2 separate regions of the Homo sapiens genome follow, and region 2 is linked to region 1. A link is an interaction called in ENCODE POLR2A ChIA-PET data of the cell type or tissue named here. Cell type or tissue: Panc1. All regions are shown on one strand. Links, peaks and the distances in the headings refer to the core of each region. The heading gives the core; the rest is flanking DNA. Region 1 overlaps ITPKC (inositol-trisphosphate 3-kinase C). Region 2 holds the start of SPTBN4 (spectrin beta, non-erythrocytic 4).

The links. Peaks named below come from ENCODE experiments on the same cell type or tissue, not always from the same donor. Only the 100,000 strongest peaks of a DNase experiment are listed, where the experiment ranks them.
Region 2: POLR2A ChIA-PET joins it to region 1 with 5 read pairs; 2 of 35 experiments call an interaction of 5 or more read pairs at or near these places.

Annotation. Positions count from the first base shown.
Region 1 is chr19:40,730,952-40,735,336 of GRCh38, reverse strand. It overlaps ITPKC (inositol-trisphosphate 3-kinase C), which reads right to left. Exons shown (of 7, transcript NM_025194.3): 4 at 1,973-2,177. Among named protein-coding and RNA genes, the nearest start is that of ITPKC, 16 kb to the right of the region's middle. In Panc1, for the core only: no CTCF peak of the experiment used is centred there; no DNase peak of the experiment used is centred there.
Region 2 is chr19:40,466,616-40,471,000 of GRCh38, reverse strand. SPTBN4 (spectrin beta, non-erythrocytic 4) reads right to left here and starts at 4,000. Exons shown (of 36, transcript NM_020971.3): 1 at 3,696-4,000. In Panc1, for the core only: no CTCF peak of the experiment used is centred there; no DNase peak of the experiment used is centred there; H3K4me3 peaks cover 201 bases.

The sequences.
Region 1 (4,385 bases), core at 216-4,215:
GAGCATTCCTGGCAGAGGGGTGCAGAGGCCTTGTGGCAGGAAAAAGCAAGCCTATTTCAAGTAAATGCAAGTGCTTCACTGTGCCTGAAGGTACACAGAAAGAATGAGAGGAATGAGAGGTTGGGCGTGGTGGCTCACGCCTATAATCCCTGCACTTTGGGAGGCTAAGTCAGGCAGATCACTTGAGGCCAGGAGTTCAAGATCAGCCTGGTCAACATAGTGAAACCCCGCCTCTCTTAAAAATACAAACATTAGGCCGGGCACAGTGGCTCACGCCTGTAATCATCCCAGCACTTTGTGAGGCCAAGGCGGGTGGATCACAAGGTCAGGAGTTCAGGACCAGCCTGGTCAATATGGTGAAACCCTGTCTCTACTAAAAATACAAAAATTAGCCAGGAGCGGTGGTGCACACCTGTAATCCCAGCTACTTGGGAGGCTGAGGCAGAAGAATCGCTTGAACCCGGGAGGCAGAGGTTTGCAGTGAGCTAAGACTGTACTACTGCACTCTAGCCTGGGCAACAGAGCGAGACTCTGTCTCAAAAAAAAAAAAAAAAACAACAATTAGCCAGGCATGGTAGTGCGTGCCAGTAATCACGTCAAGTCAGGAAGCTGAGGTGGGAGAATCGCTTGAACCCAAGAGGTGGAGGTTGCAATTAGTTGAGACTGTGCCATGGCACTCTAGCCTGGGTGACAGAGCGAGACTCTTTCTCAAAAAAAAAAGAAAAGAGAAGAATGAGAGAGAAGAGGCTAGATCCTAGAGGGCCCTACAGGCTATGGAACTTCACTTCAAGGTACTAGGGAGCCACAGAAGGGTTTCGAACAGGAGAATGGCATGGTCGGATCTGCAACAGGCATTCTCATACATTGCTGGTGGGATGTGCAGTGGCATAACACCGAGAGTGGAAGTTTGGTCATCTCTCGCAAATTTCCCATGCCTTTAAGCTTTGACCCAGGAGTCCTGCTTCTGGAAATCTACAGCTCAATCTGCATACTTGCAAAATGTCTTATATACAAAGTGATTCTTTGAGGCCTGCTAATGGCAAAAAATGGAAACAACCCAGGTGTCTGTCTATAGGGGACCAGGCACAGTCACAAAAACAGTGTTACATAGCTGTGGGGGAAAAAAAAACAGAAAGAGGAAGCTTTCTATGGAATGATGTGGAAAACTCTGCAGGGTGTTACTATTAAGTGAAAATAGCAAAGTACCAATCAGTATGCGTACTGAGGAACATTTCGGATCTACAACTCCATTTACTGGCACTAACAGGAAGAAATACAAGAAACTGACAAAGTGGTTCCCCATGAGCAGGTAGAGGGATAGAGGGACAGAATGGGAAGGACAGCAGCAGAGTTGGGAGAGAAATTTCTCCACATTTACCCTTTTATAATATTATTTTGACTTTTGAACTGTGTGACTAGCTATTCAAACAATTTTTTTTTCTTCTAGAAACAGAAGCTCCCTATGTTGGCCAGCTTAGTCCTGAACTACTCCTGGCCTCAAGCAATCCTCCTGCCTTGGCCTCCCAAAGTGCTGGGATTACAGGCATGAGCCACCATGCCTGGCCTATTCATACAATTATATTTAATTTGACAAAGAAAAAGGAATGCAAGAAAGAAAAAGAGAAACCTTCTCCATAGCTGGGGGAAAGGGATCCCTCCAGCTCTTGTGCTGCAGGGAGACCAGGGCCAGGATGCCCAGGGAGACAGAGGCAGGAGAAGATGGGGCTGGACTAGGACATGACCATGGAGAAGGAGAGGAGGAAAAGATGGACTCAGGAGATGCTCAGGCAGACGGATAAACAGAACCTGGGCTCTGATGGGTATGGAGGTAAGAAAGAGGCTGGGCTTCCCCAGCCCCAGCCTTTCATCCCACGCCGTCTCCTGCACTCTCTCGTGGCTTTCCCCAAGAAGCCCTGCCTGGGATCTGGCTATAGGCCTTCCCGGGACAGGCCAGGCGGTTCCTGGTCCTCACCTTGATGCCCTCGATCCGGAAGCCCAGGGTAGAGGTGGAGCTCATGGTTTCCCTCCACTGCATGTAGCGGGGCTTGGTGACTGCACCCTGGGCATGCTCCTCAGGGGTAGGGGCCCCAGGGTCCACAGCCACCATCTTCTCATACATGTCCTTCCGGGGACGGGGACGTTCCCGTGCCTTCACTAGCTCCTCTTCCAGATAGGTCCTGAGCACACAGAGGATGTGACAAAGGAAATTATGTAGAACAAACTGGAGGGCTTACCCTTCCTGATATTAAGACATAAAGCCACAGTGTGGCACAAGAATGGGCAAATCAATGCACAGAATACAACAGAGTCCACAAAGACACACACGTAGAGTTGTGCAGTTATGACTAGGCACTGCAATTCAGTGGGGAAAGGGAAGTCTTTTCAATAAACAGTGCTGGGTCAACAATCCATATGGAAAAAAATGAACCTGATCCCTACCTCCCACACACAGAAACATTAATTCTATCTGGAATGTAGGTCTAAATATGAAAGCTAAAACAATAAAGCTTGTAGAAGAAAACATAATATTTGCATGATCTTGGAGTAGGAAAAGATTTCTTAAACACAATGAAAAAAACTGACAAACTGGACTAAATTAAAGGTAGGGCCAGGTGCAGTGTTCACATCTGTAACCCCAACACTTTGGGAGGCCAAGGCAGGAGGTTCACTTGAGCCCAGAAAGTCAAGATCAGCCTCGGCAACATAGCGAGACCCGGTGTTAGTTACAATGTATATTGGTTTCCCTCTATGGTTCCTGGCTGGTAACTCTCATAGCCCTTGTTACAATCTTTTTTTTTTTTTTTTTTTTTTTTTTGACGCCCGCCCGAGCTAGAGTGCAATGGAATGGTGGTGATCTCGGGTCACTGCAACCTCTGCCTCGCGGATTCAAGCGATTCTCCTGCCTCAGCCTCCTGAGTAGCTGGGATTACAGGTGCCCGCCACCACACCCGGATAATTTTTTGTATTTTTAGTAGAGATGGGGTTTCACGATGTTGGCCAGGCTGGTCTCGAACTCCTGACCTCGTGATCGGCCTGCCTCTGCCTCCCATTTACAAGTGTGAGCCACTACGCCCAGCCTTTTTTTTTTTTTTTTTTTGAGATGGAGTCTTGCTCTGTCACCAAGGCTGGAGTACAGTGGCGTGATCTTGGCTCACTGCAACTTCTAGGACCTCCCGGGTTCAAGTGATCCTCCCACCTCAGCCTCCTGAGTAGCTGGAATTACAAGAGTATACCACCACACCTGGCACATTTTTGTATTTTTTTAGTAGAGTCAGAGTTTCACCATGTTGCCCAGGCTTGTCTTGAACTGGCCTCAAGTGATCTGCCTGCCTTGGCCTCCCAAAGTGCTGGGATTACAGGCATGAGCCACTGCGCCCAGCCACAATCTTTTGTTATAATTTTAGGTGTGTTAGATCTCAGAAGCTGGCTCAAGAAACCAAAATCTCTGACCTCCTCCTGCCCTCCTTTCACCTGCCCCAAGGCAGGACTCTAATCTTTCCCCACCTTCCTGACTGTGGGTCTTAGGACCCTCCCCAGAGAGGATCCCACCCTATACTCTGGGGGAAGGAATGCTGGTGTCTTAAAGCCTCCATAAAAACCCAAGGATTAGGCTGGGCATGGTGGCTCACATCTCTAATCCCAGCACTTTGGGAGGCCAAGGCGGGCGGATCAGGCCACTGCATTCCAGCCTGGGACACAGAGCAAGACTCCCTCTCAAAAAAAAAAAAAAAAAAAAAAAAACCAAGGATTGGGCTCAGGAGCTTCCAGATAGCTGACCCTGTGGAGGTTCCTGGAGCGTGGTGCGCCCAGGGAGGGCATGGAAGCTCCGTACCCCTTCCCCCATACCTTGCCCTACACTTCTCTTCATCTTTTGCAGTATCCTTTGTAGCAGTACCCAACCAGGGACTGGTTTTGTAGAAGATAATTTTTCCCACAGACTGTGAGGGGGATGGTTTCTGGATGAAACTCTTCTACCTCAGGTCATCAAGTATCAATTAGATTCTCATAGGAGCATACAATCTAGATCCCTTGCAGGCACAGTTCACAATAGGGTTCGCCCTCCAGAGAATCTCCTGCCCGCTAGTCTGACAGGAGGTGGAGTTCAAGCGGTAATGCTCGCTGGCCTCCTACGGTGGGGCCCCGTTCCTAAGAGGCCATGGACCGGTACTGGTCTGCGGCCCAGGGGTTGGGGACCCCTGCTTTATATTAAACCAGTAAAGGTAAGTAAGTATCCCCCTGAGTTATTTGAGCCACTCCAGCAAATTATTTGAACCCAAAGAGGAGGACATGGGAACTCCAACTTGGAGCCAATCAGTCAGAAGTTTCGAAGGCCTGAACTTATGACTGGTGTCTGTAACTGGGGGGCAGTCTTGGGGACTGAGTCC
Region 2 (4,385 bases), core at 151-4,150, 260 kb after region 1:
TCCAGCCTGGGAGACAGAGCAAGACTCCGTCTCAAAAAAAAAAAAGGTGATAGAATATTTGCATTAATGGGGCTGGGCACAGTGGGTCCTGCCTGTAATCCCAGCACTTTGGGAGGCCGAGGCAGGCGGATCACGAGGTGAGGAGTTCGAGACCAGCCTGGCCAACATGGTGAAACCCGGTCTCTACTGAAAATACAAAAATTAGCTGGGTGTGGTTTCGGGCTACTGTAATCTCAGCTACTCAGGAGGCTGAGGGAGGAGAATCGTTTGAACCCAGGAGGCGCAGGTTGCAATGAGCTGAGATTGTGCCACTGCACTCTATCCTGGGCGACAGAGTAAGACTCATTCTCAAGAAAAAAAGAAGAAGAAGAAGAAGAAAAATTTAAAGTGGAGGGGGCAGGCACAGTGGCTCATACCTGTAATCCCAGCACTTTGGGAGGCCAAGGCAGGCAGATCGCTTGAGGTCAGGAGTTCAAGACCAGCCCGGCCAACATGGTGAAACCCCATCTCTACTAAAAATACAAAAATGAGCTGGGCATGGTAGTGCATGCCTGCAATCCCAGCTACTCAGGAGGCTGAGGCAGGAGAATCGCTTGAACCTGGGAAGGCAGAGGTTGCAGTGAGCCAAGATGGCACCACTGCACTCCGGCTTGGGCAACAGGGCGAGACACCATCTCAAACAAAAATAAAAAAATAAAAATAGGCCGGGCACGGTGGCTCATGCCTGTTATCCTGGCACTTAGGGAGGCCAAGGCGGGTGGATTGCCTGAGCTCAGGGGTTCGAGACCAGTCTGGGCAACTTGGTGAAACTCCATCTCTACTAAAATACAAGAAATTAGCCAGGCATGGCATTGTGCACCTATAATCCCAGCTACTCAGGAGACTGAGACAGTAGAATCGCTTGAACCTGGGAGACAGAGGTTGCAGTGAGCTGAGATCGTGCCACTGCACTCCAGCCTGGGCGACAGAGTGAGACCCCATCTCAGAAAAAATAAAATTAAATTAAATGAAAATAAAAAAATAGAAAACAAAAAATTATTTAAAAAAAGAAGAAATTGGCCGGGCACAGTGGCTCACACCTGTAATCCCAGCACTTTGGGAGGCCAAGGTGGGTGAATCACCTGAGGTCAGGAGTTCCAGACCAGCCTGGCCAACATGGTGAAACCCCGCCTCTACTAAAAATATAAAAACTAGCCGGGTATGGTGGTACATGCCTGTAATCCCAGCTACTCAGGAGGCTGAGACAGGAGAATTGCTTGAACCCAGGAGGCGGAGGTCGCAGTGAGCCGAGATCGCACCACTGCACTCTAGCCTGGGTGAGAGAGTGAGACTCCATCTCAAAAAAAACAAAAAAAAAGAGAAGAAATTTAAAGGGTTAAGTGACATTAGATGTATCTCCTTTACCTTCTGGGCCCCCAGGCCTGATTCTAAGACTAACGGCTGGGCGTGGTGGCTCACACCTGTAATCCTAGCACTTTGGGAGTCTGAGGCGGGTGGATCACGAGGTCAGGAGTTCAAGACCAGCCTGGCCAACATGGTGAAACCCCATCTCTACTAAAAACACAAAAATTAGGTGGGCAAGGTTGCAGGTGCCTGTAATCCCAGCTACTCAGGAGGCTGAGGCAGGAGAATTGCTTGAAACCGGGAGGCGAAGGTTGTAGTGAGCCGAGATTGTGCCACTAAACTCTAGCCTGGGCGACAGAGTAAGACTCCTTCTCAAAAGAAAAAGGAAAAAAAAAAGACTAACAAAGGAGGAAGTTGGGAGATCAATGTCCTCAAAAGACCCAGACAATTGCCAACCCACTGAATTCTAGGAAGGCAGGGTCTAAGTCTTGGTCAGTAGAGTGAGTAGAGTGGAAATTGTCCCTTAGGGGGACACATTGAAATCTTTTTTTTTTTTCTGAGACAAGGTATTGCTCTATCACCCAGGCTAGAGTGCAGTGACACAATCATAGCTCCCTGTAGCCTCCAACTCTTGTGCTCACGCGATCCTCCCACCTCAGCCTCCTGAGTAGATGGGACTAGAGGCAAGCTCCACCATGACCAGGTAATTTTTGTATTTTTTGTAGAGAGGGGGTCTCACTATGTTGCTCAGGCTGGTCTCAAACATCTGGGCTCAAGCTATTTGCCCACTTCAACTTCCCAAAGTGCTGGGGTTACACATGTGAGCCACTGTGCCCAGTCCCAAATCCATTTTTGTTCTTCCCTCCTTCCATGGAAAAGTGAAAGTGAGCACACAGCTACCTACCACCTGTGTGACCTTGGCTGAAATACTTCCACTCTTTGGGCCTTAGTTTGTTCATCTGCAAAATAGTAATGATGGCCCGGCACGGTGGCTCATGCTTATAATCTCAGCACTTTGGGAGGTCAAGGTAGGTGGATCACTTGAGGCCAGGAATTCGAGACCGGCCTGGCCAACATGGCAAAACCCGGTCTTTACTAAAAAAAATACAAAAATTAGCCAGGCGTGGTGGCACGTGTCTGTAGTCCCAGTTACTTGGGAGGCTGAGGCAGGAGAATCGCTTGAACCTGGGGGATGGAGGTTGCAGTGAGCTGAGATTGACTCACTGCACTCCAGCCTGAATGACAGAATGAAACTCTGTCACACACACACAAAAGGGTAGGCCAGGCGGTGGCTCACGCCTATAATCCCAGCACTTTGAGAGGCCAAGGAGGTGGGTGGGTCACCTGAGGTCAAGAGTTGGAGACCAGCCTTACCAACATAGTGAAACCCCATGTCTACTAAAAATTCAAAATTAGCCAGGCATGGTAGCTCATGCCCGTAATCCCAGCTACTTGGGAGGCTGAGGCAGGAGAACTGCTTGAAGTCGGGAGGCAGAGGTTGCAGTGAGCCAAGATCGCGCCATTACACTCCAACTTGGGTGACAAGAGTGAAACTCCGTCTCAAAAAAAAAAAAAAGTAATGATAATCGTACCCGTTTCTTAGCGGTGTTTGAAGAGGTAAGTTATTAATGCAGGGATCATGGTATCTGGTACACTGCAAGCCCTTGATACATGTTCCTTGCTATTATTCTTCATCTTTTCCTCACACATCTCAGCAAATCGATTTGCCTCTTCTGGAGTCAGACAGAAATGAGTTCAAGTTCCGCTTTATTCTTGCTGTATCTTTAACCGAGTATCTTTAACTTGGCCTTTCTGTGCCTCAGTTTCCCTCCCTGTTAAACGGTGGTTACAGCTGTTTTCTTCAGTGGAAGACACTTAGAGATGGGGAGGCCCTTAGCACTCCTGTTAGCCCTCTGGCCAGGCCGAGGATCAGCTCTGGCCATAACGCGATTGAATGGGAAGGAAGGGAGCAGGTAATAGGGAAGCCGGGAAGGGGTGTCCTGCGAGCCTCCCCCCAACACCCCCCCCCCCCCGCAAAGGCTGGTGGGGCGCTGGGCTGCGGTGGCATCAGAGGCTTTAACCCTTCCCAGGCCGCGCCTCTCTCCCTGCGGTCCAGACACTGCGCCCAAGGAGGGGGCCTGGGAAGGACAAGGCCTGGGGGTAAGACCCACGCGTGGCGCGGAAGCTAGACCGGGTGGGGGGGTTGTGGGCTCGTCCTGCCCTCGACCCTTTGCCTCCCTCCAGCCGGGGAGACCCGGGGCTCCAGCCATGCCCCGTGCGCGCGGAGGAGGGATGCTCGCCAGGTGGGGACATACTTGGGGGAGGGGCTGTCGGCCCCCCTAGCAGCTCACCTGGGCCCGCGGCCGCCAGCGTCGCTGTCTCCGCTGCTCGCCGCGACCGACCGCCCTCCCTGTCGGCGTCCGCTGCCCGGCCCGGCCCGGCCCGGCCCAGCCCGGCTCAGCTCGGCCCCGCCGGCCCGCGGCTCAGCCAGATCCGCATGCGCCGCCGCGCCTCCCTCTCTCGCGCCGCCGCCGCGCTCAGCGCGCCCCCGGGACCCCCTCCCGCCCGCGGTCCCCGCGCCCCGCCGCCCGAGGCCCACGCGCAGTCACACCCGGCCGCGGCGTGGGGTGCACGGCTGCACTCGCGAGGGCACGGCGGCGTCACGCGCTGCACACTCCCACGGGGTCACGCTCGCCACGCTGCCATACTCGCGGGGGCCTCGGCGCACAAACTCACCCCCGCATCCACGCGCTTGCGCGCCGTCACTCCCTCCTGTGGGGTCTCACGGGGTCACACCCTCACGCCGTCACACGCGGCGTCCACACTGGAACGGTGTCACCCACCACCACACAAATCCAATAGGGTAACCACCGCCCACGCGGCGTCACACACAAATGCACCTGTCACACACAGCCGCACACTCCCCGGCAGTCACAAACAGTGTCATAGGCCCACACATCACGCACAGCTTCACAGCCACAGTGTCACACACTCTACACACTCGAACCTTCATAGCAGTCGCCCCGCACATGCTGCACCGC